Linked DNA regions of Homo sapiens: regions 2 and 3 are each linked to region 1. Evidence: chromatin loops called from intact Hi-C (ENCODE). Cell type or tissue: heart right ventricle. All regions are shown on one strand.

The links. A loop is a pair of places that touch in the nucleus more often than their neighbours do. Peaks named below come from ENCODE experiments on the same cell type or tissue, not always from the same donor. Only the 100,000 strongest peaks of a DNase experiment are listed, where the experiment ranks them.
Region 2: a loop joins it to region 1, with 14 times the contacts of the local background. A loop is called at or near these places in 92 of 110 quality-filtered maps.
Region 3: a loop joins it to region 1, with 5 times the contacts of the local background. A loop is called at or near these places in 24 of 110 quality-filtered maps.

Annotation. Positions count from the first base shown.
Region 1 is chr5:40,685,289-40,690,288 of GRCh38, forward strand. The region is part of intron 2 of PTGER4 (prostaglandin E receptor 4); the gene reads left to right. Among named protein-coding and RNA genes, the nearest start is that of PTGER4, 7.9 kb to the left of the region's middle. In heart right ventricle, a CTCF peak has its summit at 3,042 (motif pointing left); a DNase peak (open chromatin) is centred at 3,043; H3K4me3 peaks cover 3,791 bases; H3K27ac peaks cover 4,913 bases; H3K27me3 peaks cover 514 bases.
Region 2 is chr5:39,946,680-39,951,679 of GRCh38, forward strand. No RefSeq gene overlaps it. Among named protein-coding and RNA genes, the nearest start is that of LINC00603, 100 kb to the right of the region's middle. In heart right ventricle, a CTCF peak has its summit at 2,383 (motif pointing right); no DNase peak of the experiment used is centred here.
Region 3 is chr5:40,408,397-40,413,396 of GRCh38, forward strand. No RefSeq gene overlaps it. Among named protein-coding and RNA genes, the nearest start is that of LINC00604, 170 kb to the left of the region's middle. In heart right ventricle, no CTCF peak of the experiment used is centred here; a DNase peak (open chromatin) is centred at 2,104; H3K4me3 peaks cover 742 bases; H3K27ac peaks cover 3,014 bases.

The sequences.
Region 1 (5,000 bases):
ATAAACTAGTTGTCTCTATAAAGCTTTCACCAGCATTTGATCAGCAAAAGTTTATAAGGACAGATAAAAACTTTGTAAATAGATATGCTTTTGTTTACTGTAGGCAAACTGGAAGTGGAGTCATAAAACAACTGATGGGATGTCAGATGAGTGTGAAGCACATCTATACATACAAGAGAAATGCCACAAATTTGGGTATGACTATGACAGAATCTAAAAGACTGGATTTGTTCAAATAAATTTGGCTAAGTTTAAAAAATTGCAATGCCTAGAAGGAAGTTTTAAATCATAACATGCAATTGCAGACCCAGTAGTAGTAACCTGAAGACTATTGAGTAACATAAAAGTAAGTTATTTCCACATCTGGCATTTCATTTGAATCTTGAAAAGCTCTAAGGAGAAAGTAGGGCTGACCAGTATTTTCACTCTCTCTACACCTCAGTTTCCCAAGCTGCAAATGAAGAATTTATATCATTCTGCAACTTACAGGGTAGCTATAGGTGAGTCCTCGTCTAATGCTCATTTCACCATGCTTTCTTGACCTGTCAATTTGTTTGTATTGAATATCTCCTAACAAGATTTTTTTTCTCAGCCCTGACGTGATTCTTGTAGTCTCCTATCAGAATATTCAATGTGAGAGCTTTAAAAACAAACAAATAAAAAAAAACAGAAACTTTCAGTGTAGAGGTTGACCTATAAAGCCTGTAGAGATTTAACTTGCCTTCTACAAATGGCCAGAAGAAGAACCAAGCTCTCCTACACACCACCCAGTCAATAATTATTTCCACTATTCTTTACTTGAAAAAAAGAAAGTGATAAGAACTTCTAGTAACAGCTGTGTCAATTTTGGACTCTTAACAAGGCAGTGGGATAACTGAGCCCATACAGATAATTCCTTTTATGTGCTTGGAACAGAACAAGTAGCACACACATTCAAATCCAGCTACAGATCTTGTCACTTATTGGAAAGCGTTACTGTTTTGACAGTCCATTACTAAATCTAATCAAGAGTTCAACATTCTTTCTTCAACATTCCCTGCAAACAAATTATTAAGTAGGAAGTACATGTTTTTGATACCATATTATTAACTATATCCCAAAGCTACCTCTAAGCTACAGTTTTCAAATTATTGATACCTTCCACACTGGGCAAGCTTCCACATATGGGTTGAAAGAAAAAGTAATGAGAGCCAACATATCTGTTATACGATAGGCACTGTACTAAGCACTTTAATAATTTGTACATACGTTATAAGGGCAGAGCCAGGATTTGAACAGAGGCTTGTTTGCTTCCAAAGCTTGGGCATTTATCTCTACAGCATATAGCCTCCTTACAGCTTTCTTGTCACCACATCTTCTTCTGAACTTATTGCATTTCCTCAAAGTTATGTTCCACTGCTCCTGAGCCCTAATCTCTAATCATCCTAAAAAAAAGTGTGAATAACATAATTTAAAAAAAATTAGGTGGGTGTGGTAACATGTGCCTGTGGTCCCAGCAACTTGGAAGGTTGAGGCTGGAGGATTGCTTGAGCCCAGGAGGTTGAGGCTGCAATGAGCCATGTTTGTATCACAGCACTCCAGCCTGGGTGACAGAGTGAGACCCTTTCTAAAAGAAAATAAAATAATTTAGAATACTGTAATATGCCAATATTAACAACAAACCACATGTACACAGCAGGAGCTACTAGAAAAAGACTTAAAATTGGAAGAAAGGAGATACGTTGTTTGTATTCAGTGAGTTTTTTTGTTTTTGTTTTTGTTTTTGTTTTTGTTTTGAGACGGAGTTTCACTTTGTGGCCCAGGCTGGAGTGCAATGGCGCAATCTCAGCTCACCGCAACCTCCACCTCCCGGGTTCAAGTGATTCTCCTGCCTCAGCCTTCCAAGTAGCTGGGATTATAGGCATGCACCACCACGCCCGGCTAATTTTGTATTTTTGGTAGAGACTGGGTTTCTCCATGTTAGTCAGGCTGGTCTCAAACTCCTGACCTCAGGTGATCCGCCTGCCTCAGCCTCCCAAAGTGCTGGGATTACAGGCATGAGCCACCATGCCCGGCCATATTCCCTCCTGACTCGGAGGTTCAGTTTTATCAGCAACACACTCTTCCAACACTGAAAACTGCCTGAACTTGTTTAATTATGTAAAATATAGGGCCTGTTGGACAAGAATTCCGAAAAGTGCTTTCACCCCCTCACGAGACATTGAAGCACTACTCCGGATGTCCCCATCTCAACTGGGGTTGTCCCTGCCCTCTTGGAAACAGCAAATCAAGTAGCCTACTTAAAGTGAAGCAGAGGTTGCTCTATGTTTTCAAACATTGCAAGATGCGTGGAGTTTTTGTTTGTTTTGTCTTTTTTCTTTCCCTACTTGAAGTAAGTCTCAATTGAAATACGCTGCAAAGTAAAACTCATATTGATTCTTTTCAATCTAACCAACTTTTGAGGATGTTTTTACCTGAATTTGGACTTTTGCTTTTTAAACTCATACTTTTACTACCCTGTGAACTCCCCTTTATTGAAAAGACATTGAATGACCAGGTTCAGTGGCTTGTACTAATTGTAAACTTTTCCTCCCCCATGGAAAACTTTAAAATAGAGCATACTTTTAATATAGCCTCCTTTCATTCCCTCCTATACTAGTCGAAATCCATTGCTGCTGTGGATGAGATGAGGCACAGAAATGATTCTTTCCTTGCCTCTCATCACCTTTGATTATGAAAACCTATTATTAATTGTTTTACAACATTCCAACCTTTCTAAAAGGCCACAGAAATTTTAAAATGCTAACTCCTAATGTACTTCTTTGAATGGCTATAAATTCCATTTTAACTATTCAAAAATTTTCTTCCTTTCAGTAGTAGCCATGTTTCCTTTGAGGTTGTGGTAGGAGAAGCAACCAGCAATAAAACATTTTCAGTGTCAAAAATCTCAGAAACGTCAGGTTCAGACTTAACCAAAATTCTGTTCTGCGAGTCTCGGAGATGGCTTTACACAGTGCTTGTTAGGGAGGTAGTATCAGAAACTCTCAAGTGGAGCAACACTGCCACCTGGAGGCTTGAAGGCTCAAGTTCGCATAAACCCGGCCGTAGGTCTTTTCCAGAGACCACACACAGGACTTGATACTAACAGATTTAACGCCATCATTTCTTCTACCCTTAGGAACGTAGTATGTGATGTGAATAAAATATAGACCTCATGCTTTTTACCAACAATTCCATTGTCAGGAAATAATAATTAAACAGAAAGCCAGACTGGTAGAACAGAAAAGGCAACATGGAGGTCCAGACCAGACTCTGCCACCAACAGGGTGGGGGACATCCTAAGTTCCTCAAAACCTCTGGGTCTCAGTAACAAATACCTCATCTGAGAAAAGGCCTGTAGAGTTGAGGGAACTGCTGAGTTTCCAGGCATAGCTGAAGACCTCAAAGCTTATGGAAGGAAGAAACCAAGATGCTTTATTTTACTTTCTGTAAAGATTTTTTTTTAAATCAAGTATGCTTTGCCTTGATACTATCATTTATCCCAGCGTAGTTTCTAAAAGTATTTCAAGAGGCGATATTACACACTGCTGTTCATTCTAGTTCATTCTTGATTTAGCTGTCTTCCATATAGGAAGATATTAATTTCATCTTGGTTAGAGGCATGTCACTATTTTATTCTCTGAGATTTACAGGCCCATAATCCCATATCCAAAATATTTACGGGCAGATGAGTTTCAGAATTCAGAATTTCTTGGCTTTTAGAAAAGTAATCAATAATATATTGCAAAATATGTAATATCCCCATCAGAACTGGAACAGTAATCCTGGACCAGAACATAGGAATATTCACTCTAAGTGGAATAAATTGAACTAAATGGCTTCACAGTCTGTTCAGTTCAGTTTTGCTGCCAAAATAAGTTTAGGTCAGATTTTGCAATGAGTGTAAGTTCTCAAAACAAAACAAGTGAATAACAACAAAACAATAACAAAGGAAATGAACAAAAATCTTTTGAGAGAGGATCAGAGACCTATAGCTAATTAAGATCTAAATTCCAGTTAAGGAAGAAAAAGAAATGCAGTTCTACCTTACTGATCCAGTATCATCCAGGAGTAAGTTTAATATAAGCTTGATTTTGCAGATTAATGAAATGTATTTCTTCGAATATTTTAAAGATTCAAAGAATCTTTAAAGGAAGAAAAAAATAATTCTTCCTTCTTTTACCCAAATTTTACCCAAATTGTTGAAAATCTTTCTATAATATCCTGACCCAAATATTGTTACATCTAGTAAGTGCCAAAGGAACACATGCAAATGGTCAATGAATCGCCTTTTCCGTTGTGAACTGACTCAGCCTCAACTAAACTGTCCCTGTTCCAGGTGATTCATACACCATGAGTCATTCATTGTTACGCTGTATATAGTAAGGCAGCAACATCCTCAAGTCTTGTTAGAGATATTTGCCCCTAGTTAAATGGCTCCAGCTATGCTTTTGTTAGTTCTTTCTCCTTTTTGTGGTTTTTATGTATCTTCCTTGACTGTGAGACTCAACCTCTTCTCCCTAACCTAAAATAATTACTAAAGGCAAGAAATAATTACTAAATAATTACTTAAGATATATGGCAATTATTTTTATTTCTATACTACTATTTCTATTTCTATTTCTATGTGAATTACCACTACTACTATTTCTATATTAATTACAGATGAGATTTTTATATAAATGATCCCAGTGGAATTAGAAGTAATATCTAGGCAAAAAAAAATCATAATACTTTAAGAGTAAATTTGAGGCTGAACATGGTGGCTCACTCCTGTAATTTTAGCACTTTGGGAGACTGCAGCGGGCAGATCACTTGAGCTCAAGAGTTAGAGACCAGCCTGGGCAACATAGAAAGACCTCATCTCTACAAAAATAATAACAGTTAGCCAGGCATGATGGCACACACCTGTAGTCCCAGCTACTCAGGAGGCTACAGCAGGAGGATTGCTGGAGCCTAGGGGGTCAAGGCTGCAGTGAGCA
Region 2 (5,000 bases), 740 kb before region 1:
ATACTAGTTAGTTAACATTATTTAATGGAATGATGGTTTTATTGTAGTTTGTGGATAATTTCCCCTAAAATATATCCAGGTTTTTCATGACTGGAATTGTGTCTGAGTAGAAAACTGCATTCATTAATTTCAAGTGAACTTCCCTCTTTAAAATTCTAAACTATGTCATTTCCCTTGCTTGTCATACCCACCCCAATCCTCTCAAACTCAGCTTCTCCTTTCTTTTAAAACTCTATTTAAGGTTTTGTCAACTTATTTTTAAAAATAATTCAAAGAAAACCTTTCTGTTGGTTATCTAGATTCTGATAATTTATGTATTAGGTGCCAAATTTAGATAAGAATCTTCATAAACATAGGTCCACAGCCGGACACCGTGACTCACACCTGTAATCCCAGCACTCTGGGAGACCAAGGCACTTGGATCACGAGGTCAAGAGATAGAGACCATCCTGGCCAACATGGTGAAACCCTGTCTCTACTAAAAATACAAAAATTAACTGGACATGGTGGCGCGTGCCTGTAGTCCCAGCTACTCAGGAGGCTGAGGCAGGAGAATCACTTGAACCCAGAGGCGGAAGTTGCAGTGAGCCAAGATCGTGCCACTGCACTCCAGCCTGGCGACAGAATGAGACTCCGTCTCAAAAAACAAACAAACAAATAAACATAGATACATTTCCTTCATGAAACTTCCTTGAGAGAGATTGGCTGATTCCTGTCACTGCCAATTTCATAATATTTTCAGCTTTTCCTCCAAAACATTTTTATAAACAAGTAAAATTGGCTGGATGTACAGACTCATAGACTTTAAGGCCTATACTACATTTAACTAACCTAACCTCTTATTTTTACAGAGAAAGAAATGAGGCCCTAATATTTAGTAAAGGACATGTTACTAATGAGTTGCTAATATGTTTCTGCTGCTCATGTGTAGGTGTGTGTAAACACACACACACAGACACACACACTACATGGTATGTGAATCTCTCTCTCCTATTCCAGGTCTTAAAAGAATGACAATCACTCCTTCTCCTTGTTTATTCCTTTCTCTAAAAAGAAAAAAATATTCATCACTGTCTGATTTTGCTTTTGCACTACAGGCAAAGGTAAATGTTGACTGCCTGGCTGACTCCTCCCACCATGACTTGCCTTAAGTAGTGCTAAGACATCTCCCTGCCCATGGCCTTGTTTCTACTGGCATGAGTCTCTTTCATTCACGTCACTGGCAGCCATATCCAGGGACTTGTGGTCAGAATGGAGTCTAGTGTGCTGTTTTTCTGGATATTACTCTGTCTTTTTCCCCCTCCAGTGTGTGACTGGAAGTCTCTTTAACAGTTAAAATAGTGGCCATATATGCACACTGGAGAGAGAGTATTCAATAAGATCTGTAATTTGTAGACCACTGTGAGAGATTAGTCCCTGTTCCCTCATGTTCTAGCTTCAATATACGCTTTAGGATCAATGCTAACTTCTGCAGTTACTTTATAGTAATTGTGATTACAATAAAAGTGAACACTTACCTCAAAAGGGTAGGGCCAGAATGAATTCTTCTTCTTTGTGGTCTTTGATGAAAAGTGTCTAAGTCACATATAATTTGTACCTCATCTTTTTAATAAGTAAAGGAAAGGCATTCTTATTAACTCTCCCCGTAGGAAATCAGAAAGGCATTCAGAGAGAATGGATTTCAGGCACAGGCATCAAGTTTGCCAGTGCTTCCACCTGAGCCCCACAGTTTGAGCTACCTGGTGCTCACCTATGAACTCAACACTGGTCCAATGCCCTGGACTAATTCCAACTGAGGCAAGAGGTGTTGAGGTAGCTCTTCTTCATGCGAGGACAGGACTTACTTAACTCTAACTCAGTTTCTCAATCTGGTTTCCTGGTTGCTTGCTTCCTCTCCATGTAAGAAATGAGTCAACATAATGTATGTGGAGTCCTAAAATGGTTTCTTCCCCCAATGGAGGTATTTTTCAACTGTGCATTTGAATTAAACTATTATAAGTATTTAATATAAGTAGAATAACATAATTTAAACATTTTACATATCTCTATGAGAAGTGGTTATTTAAAGGAAACACATAATTATAGTTTTTGTTATTCAAATAAATAATTCCCATTTTAACTGTTTTGAAAGTTGTATTTCCACATAACCAGCTTTTCTGTTGTGCTGTTTCTATGTGTTAGCCATAGCCAACCAAAGTCATGTGTAAACTGAATTATGCATTACAAATAAAAGAGCTGTAATCCTCTGAATACCCTAATTTGATGTAGAAAAAAAGTTTAATGCCCATTCTACAATGAATGCATATTTGAGAGTACTAAGAATATTTATAGATTTTTTTACTTCATTGTCCATAGACACTTCTTGACTCTGGTTTTTAGTAACCAGCAGAGGGCGCAACATACACAAGTTAGGGTCTTTAAATCCTTAATGGCTGATCTCTTCTGTCATTTGTATCCACAGGCACCTGCACCCTCCTCCACCATCAAAGTACACCCAGCCCAAGTCAAGTGAAAAGAAAGAAATATGTGCTTACTTATTTGTTCCTATCACAGCTGAAGTTAACCTTTAGCTGGAGACTAAATTAACACCAATGCTCCAAGTTTAGATAATTGTTCTGAAATAAATAGAGCCTTAAGCTAGAACTTCTTACATAGTCAAGGGAGATAGGTGGATTCTTTTGTACTTCATTTTAACTATCAATGGTGTTTTAAGAACCAAATAACATTTTTCTTAAATCATTTTTTTTCCTATCATAAGTAAATTCTCAGCCGGGTGCTGTGGCTCATGCCTGTAATCCCAGTACTTTGGGAGGCTGAGGCGGGCACATCACCTGAGGTCAGGAGTTCAAGACTAGCCTGGCCAACATAGTGAAACCCTATCTCTACCAAAAATACAAAAATTAGCCATGTGTGGTGGTGGGCGCCTGTAATCCCAGCTACGGGAAGCTGAGGCAGGAGAATCACTTGAACCCAGGAGGTGGAGGTTGTAGTGAGCTGAGATCGCGCCACTGCACTCCAGCCTGGGCAACAGAGCCAGACTCCATCTCAAAAGAAAAAAAAAGGAAATAAAATTGATGCCTCTGTTTCCACTTTACCATTTAAAACTCCTACCTCTAAAATAAATAAATAAATAAATAAATAAATAAATATTCACATATATAAAGTAAAATTTAATCCAAGATTCTATTGCTTCTAGGAAAATTTAGAAGACTTTTTATAGATTCCTTATGCTCTCTTCTTTCAATAGTAGTCTTATTTTGTAACTTTCTTATATTTTTGCGTGTTTATTTGAGTCAACAAACCACTAAGGCAAATTCACAGGTATATTTCATGTGAGAAAGATTTATTATCATAGACCTAATGCCTTACAGAAAAATTTCTGGCTGAAAAATTGTATAATATTGGAGAAAAACACGAAAGGAATAACATATATAGACCTGATACAGGTTACCAAGTAAAATCTTCCTAAAAATGTAGGTGACTCGTTCCCTATCTCATTTTACAGATATCTCATTTTACAGATAAGGAATCTGAGGCAAAAAAAAAAGAAAATAATTAAGTAAGTTTACTAACGTCACGTATCAGGCAATGTGGTCCAATTTTCATGCTCTTGACTTAGCCTTTACAGTATTCTGTCTCTGAAATACATATTCTATGCTCACCTAGTACACATACACACACACACACATACACACAGAGACACTCCATACATATGCATATAAATGGAACAAGGTTTTATAAAAGAATATTTATTTTTATGTCTGATAAAGTAAAAGCATAAATATCAAATATTTTATTACTACATATAGATATGGAAAAAGATCATAAAATGAACAACACAAATGCAGACAAACAGAAAATACTAGGTAAGGCCCACAAAACTAGTTTTACCACTCACTAATTGGTAGCAATATACAGTTTGAAAAGTATCATTGAATTTGACCTTATTGGCTCTCAACTTTACTTTTTTTCTGCTGTCACTGTCATTGTTGTTTTCACATAAATTATTATTGATTCTTAAATAAACTATCAACTGTGAGCCTACCTCTTCATTTTTCCATACCTCCCAAAATGCACACTTTCATTATGTGATTCCCTGCTGTAGAATCCTTCACTCTTTGGGCCAAGATGGCCAACTAGAAACAGCTCTGGTCAAAGGCGCCCATCAAGAAGAATAAAAACAGCAAGTGAATCCTGCACCAGTAACTAAGATATCCAGGTTCCGTCAATGAGACTGATAGGCAGTTGGCGCAACCACAGAGAGCAAGGAAAGCTAGGCAGTGTGATGGCCCACCCAGGAGCCACACAGGGCAAGAGAAGCTCCCACCCCCAGCCAAGGGAGGCACCTACACTAGTGACACCTCCAGGTACAGGAGGGACCCAGGAGAATAGGATCTGGAGTGGACCCCCAGCAAACTGCAGCAGCCCTATGAAAGAAAGGCCTGACTGTTAAAAGAAAAACAAACAGAAAGCAACAAAAACAACATCAACACAAAAGACCCCACAAAAACCCCGTCCAAAGATCAGCAGCCTCAAAGATCGAAGCTAGACAAACTCATGAAGATGAGAAAGAATCAATGAAAGAAATGCTGAAAATGCAAAAAAATGCCAGAGTTCCTCTTCTCCTCTAAATGATCGCAATACCTCTCCAGCAAGGATACAGGACTGGGCAAAGGCTGAAATGGATAAACTGACAGATGTAGGCTTCAGAAGATGGATAGTAATAAACTTTGCTGAGCTAAAGGAACATGTACTAACCCAATGCAAAGAAGTAAAGAAACATGATAAAACATTACAGAAGTGTTAACCAGAATAACCAGTTTAGAGAGGAATATAAATGATCTGATGGAACTGAAAAACACAACATGAGAACTTCACAATGCAACCACAAATATCAATAACCGAATAGACCAAGTGGAGGAAAGAATTTCAGAGCTTGAAGGCTATCTTGCTGAAATAAGACAGGCATACAAGATTAGAGAAAAAAAGAATAAAAAGGA
Region 3 (5,000 bases), 280 kb before region 1:
TGTGGCCGAAATGACACTCTGCCCTCTGGGCGTTAACTCTAAGAGAACTGGCAGTCTCCACCTTGGTCTCTGGGAGCTTTGAGCCGCCACAGCTCTGACTGCCTTGCTCAAGAGATCATACGGAGAGGCCCTGAGACTATATGGAGAAGGGGCCAGCTGAGCCCCCTTTCCCACCATCCCCATCAAGGCAGCAGGCACAGAACCCTCCAGAGCAGCCTGGGCACCGGCTGAATACTTCTCCAGTAATGCCAGTGAAACCGTGTGGAGCAGAAGAATCCCCAGCTAAGCCCTGCCTGAATTCCTAATCCACAAAAGTATGTCATATAAATAAATAATTTATTAAAATGGTTATTATTTTAAATCACTGGGTTTGGGGTAACTTGCATGCAGTAATAGATAACCAGTACACAGCCTCTGAGTAGAGTACATAATTTTTAGAATAAAATCTCCAATTGTGGAAAGTGTGATAAATTCCAAATTTTTGTGGTCAGTTAAAAAGAAGATTACATTCTAGGTGTGTATGTTCCACAACATGTATACAGAGAAGAGAAAAGCTAAGGAGAAAAGACATGAATCTCTTGCCTGCTGGCAAAGCTTCCCCAAACAGATATTCTTCCAAAGGCTGCATAGAAGCTGGATCATTGTAAATCTCTCCAACAAATATCTACTGAGTAACTGCTACAAGTACATCACTGTGTTAACCACTAAGGTTTTAATAATGATAAAAATATAATTTCTGCCCTGGGAAATTTTTCTCTCTTGTGTACCATTAGCAAATTAATATGTAAATTTTAAAATTGGTTTAAATCAGAGGTTGACAAACTTTTTCTGTAAAGAGCCAGAGAGTGAATGTTTCAGCTTTGTAGGCCAACTCTGCCAGTGTAGTGCAAAAACAACATTTTAGACAATACATAAACAAATGAAAGCAATGGAATCCCAATAAAACTTTATTTGTGGATGCCAAAATTGGAATTTCACATGATTTTCATGTGTCTTGAAATATTATTCTTCTTTTAATTGTTTTCAACAATTTGAAAATATAAAATTGGTCTTTAATACACAGGCTGTACAAGAGGCAGTGGGCTGAATTTGATCCTCAGGTATAGTTTGCCAACCTCTTTTTAAAATTCTTATCAGATGGGCCTAAAGCAGGTAGAACTTGCAAAAAGTTAAAGAGCATTATCAGACGAATTTAATGTTCTGGATTGTCATGGATACAAATAACCTGCCTTCTATTTCCAGTATTCTCCATGCATAAGGAAGGGCATGAACTTATAGCCTGCAAGAGCAGCTTAGAGTTTTACCAGGGAGGAGCTCTGGGAAGCATCAAGACCCCAGAGGAGGGGAGGACTCAGCCCAAGGAAGGAGAGAAGGAACCATAGAGATGAGTGGGAGGGCACGTCTGCAAAGGCAGCCGGATGTTGTGCAAACATTCAGCAAGAAGCACTCAAAGAGCGAAAGTGGGACTTCATGGAGAAAGAACAGTGTGACAATATTTTTTAAAAATTTTCCCCCTTTGTAAATTCCTAGTGCCTTCGAGTAAAGCTGTTCATGGAGCATATTTAAGACATCTAGAGCCAAGTAAATTGGAAGCACAGAAATGAATACAGAAGAAAATTTAGGACATCCTTTTTATTGAAAGGAGTTCATCAGGTTGCCACCTACCCTTCCTTTAAATTTTGCTATTCCACTTTATGCTGAAATAAGCTCATTTTGGCAAAAGACTTGCTAAAGACTTGATGCTTTGTATATTAATGTTTTGTATTTGCTTTGTTTTTATATAAAGAGCCTTCAAAAACTATTGTAAAAATTAAAAATATATGCAATAGATCTCCACAGTAACAGTGCACAAACATGCACCCTGCCCCACACCATCCGCCAAGTACGATTATATGATTGCTTAAATGAGCTAACTCAGAAGAAAAAGGAAGTCTGAGACACACACATTTCTACGCTTTGTATTCAGAGATGATGTGTCTCCTGGTGTATATTCCCCCTGCATCCTTCTCATGCTTTCAACGTCATGAAGGTATAAAAGTGTACTCCCTATCACCAGGGTAGCAGCCGTGACCTACATTTTCTTCATGTTCTGATGCTGTTTGTGGCTTCCTCTTCCCTTCAGGCAGCGCATGATGTCTTTGTTCAAAGCACTCTTTCCAATAGCTGATGACTTAGTGTCAGGCAAGTCCACAGCTGTTTCAATCATTCTGTCCACACAGACACCAAACAACAGGAATTAGGTATGCATGGAAACCAACCTAAGATAAGAGTAGTCTGCTCTGGGGAAAAAATAGAAAGTCATTTCACGATATACAGGCAACATTTTGTGTGATTTATTTGACATCAACTGGATGACTAATCGCTGTGGATTTCTTTTCACTCAGATCACATGATTCTTCTCTAGGGTCTCAATCAACTATTTCCATTTTGCTTAACGTAAAAAAATCAGAAGCCTCCAACAGTCAACAGTACCATTTTTAAAGTAAATTTTGTACACCTCCCCCACTCCCCAATCATGCCCTTTTTAATTACTGCTTTCGCTCTCATTAAAAGAATATAAGTTTAAAATTTCGAATGTGGATGTCAAGTTTTGCTGTTATCTTTAGTGTTGTTTTCTATATGAATGAGCCTAGCTTTCACACTATGGACACAGCCTGTTTAGACAAGAGCAGTGCTTATGTAATCATAGCTTCCCAAACCACAGCAACAGCACAAATTTGGCAGCTAGAAGGAAGGAAGTGAGGGTGGGGAAGGGAAAAGGAAAGAAAGGGAGTTTCTGTTTCAATCAAAGATATATTTGGCTCATATTTCCACCTCTTTTAACTGAGATTCCAACTCTACAGGAGGTCCTCTCCACTCATCCCTCCATGCCTGACCTGAGGAGCAGCTTGGCTTTTCCCTCGCTAAGGGAAAAACCTTTAGTACCTTCCTTCTCTACAAACATTAGAAACAGCTTAATCAAGTTGTCCTCAGGCAACAAGGATACTTCAGGCTTTCCAGGTATGACACAGCCTCTTCCCCTCCTATCTGCTAGCCAGCTAACAGCTCTTCCACTACTAGTGCTCTGCCAGTGTGCGTGACTGCCAAAGGCATCTCACTGGCCAAGTGGAAGGAAGCTTTCCTTCCAAGTCAAACATCCAGTCTTCAATGAATAAGCCCTATGTGCTGAAACATGCCTCTTTTCCCCAGTCACCTTACTCTTTAGGAAACTGTGGTAGGCAAGTAAAGACTCCCCAAAATACTTATATTCATATCCTACTCCCTGGAACCTATGAATATGTTGGGTTACATGGAAAAAGGGAACCAAGATGGAATTGAGGTTTCTAATAAGCTGACTTTAGAATAGAGAGATCATCCTCCATTATCTGAGTGGGCACAACATAATCACAAGGGTTCTTAAAAGTGGAAGAGAAAGACAGAAGAGAAGATCAAAGTGATACCATGTGAACAGAACTCAACCAGCCATTGCTGGCTTTGAAGATGGAGAAAGGGGACCATGAGGAAAGGAATGTGGGCAGCCTCTAAAAGTTGGAAAAAGCAAAGAAGAGGATTCTCCCCTAGAGCTTCCAGAAATGTACACAGCCCTGCTGATGCTTTGAGTTTAGCCCAGTAAGACCTGTATCAGACTTCCTACCTGCAGAACTGTAAGACTATAAATTTGTGTTGCTTTAGCTACTAAGTTTGTGGTAATTGTTATAGTAGCAATTAAAAACTAATACAAAAACCATTGGTTCAAGGCAAGTCCATACTGCTTGGGAAGCCACCTTCCATTTATCAAAGACTCTCCATTGAGGCCCAGGTGCACAGCTCATTCCATCTGGGCATGTGGTTCCAAGTCTCTCCATTGTACCCTGGAGATTGACACCAGACCACATCTGCACTGCCATTGCTTACATTTTTCTTTCATGTTGGTCTTCCCTAGAAATTTAAAGAATTACAGATCAAGAAAAGCTGGATGCAGTGTTGCACACCTGCAGTCCCAGCTACTTGGGACTTGGGAGGCTGAGGTGGGAGGATTGTTTGAGCCCGAGAATTTGAGTCCAGCCTAGGCAACATAGCAAGACCTGATCTCTAAAACATAATTAAAACAAAAACAAAAACAAACAAACAAAAAAAACAAGCTCTAAGTGGCATGAAGTTCATGGCTTTGCCTCCATAAGAACTTGTCTTAATATGAAAATCTCTTTGTTTAGCAAAAGCATAAATGAGTTTTCCAGAAAACCAGCCCTTTACTAGTGATATAGTGCAGGGTGAAGGTCTAGACCCCAGGGCCTTCTGCTCTGAGAAGATCAGACTGCTCAGGTCCAGACAATCCTGGCTATTTCTCACAAGCTATAGGAGGAGACAAGTTATTTAACACCTTACTTCTCTATTTTCCCATGTGTAAAATGGGAAAGGTAATAATATCTACTACATAGGGTAGTTGTAAGATGAAATAAGTTAATTCATATAAGAAGCTTAGAGCAGTACCTGGCACAGAGCAAGTCTCTTTGATCACCGTCATACTTTGTCATGTCTTTGGTTCTCCCATCATCATGATTTTGCATATCCTGATAGCATCTGTTCTTGCCAAAGGTCTGACTTTCCAACACACACTTTCCAAAAGGAAATAAAATGATGTACTTGTTTCCAGTGGCCATCCAAATGTAAAATCCATGTTTGGAAAACTTTGCAATGCTTCTTTTATACTTCTAAGTGCCCCTTGATTAAGGTTAAAGTAAGTTCCTCCAGTGGTTTTAAAGCATAGGTCACTCAAAATTAACTCCCATAAGCTATTTTACAAACTTCCTTTTGAGAAGTAATTCCTCAAAATGTAAAAGGCAGAATATTAGCTTCAAAAGTACGTGGAGTATTCATTAAAATGTAAACTATTGGGCTTTACTGAAGATTTAACGGAGGCCCACAAGTCTGAATATTAACAAACATATTACATATAGCATGTGATTGTTATGCATACAAAGGTTAAGAATCATTGCCTTAACATATCTTTAGTTTAAAGC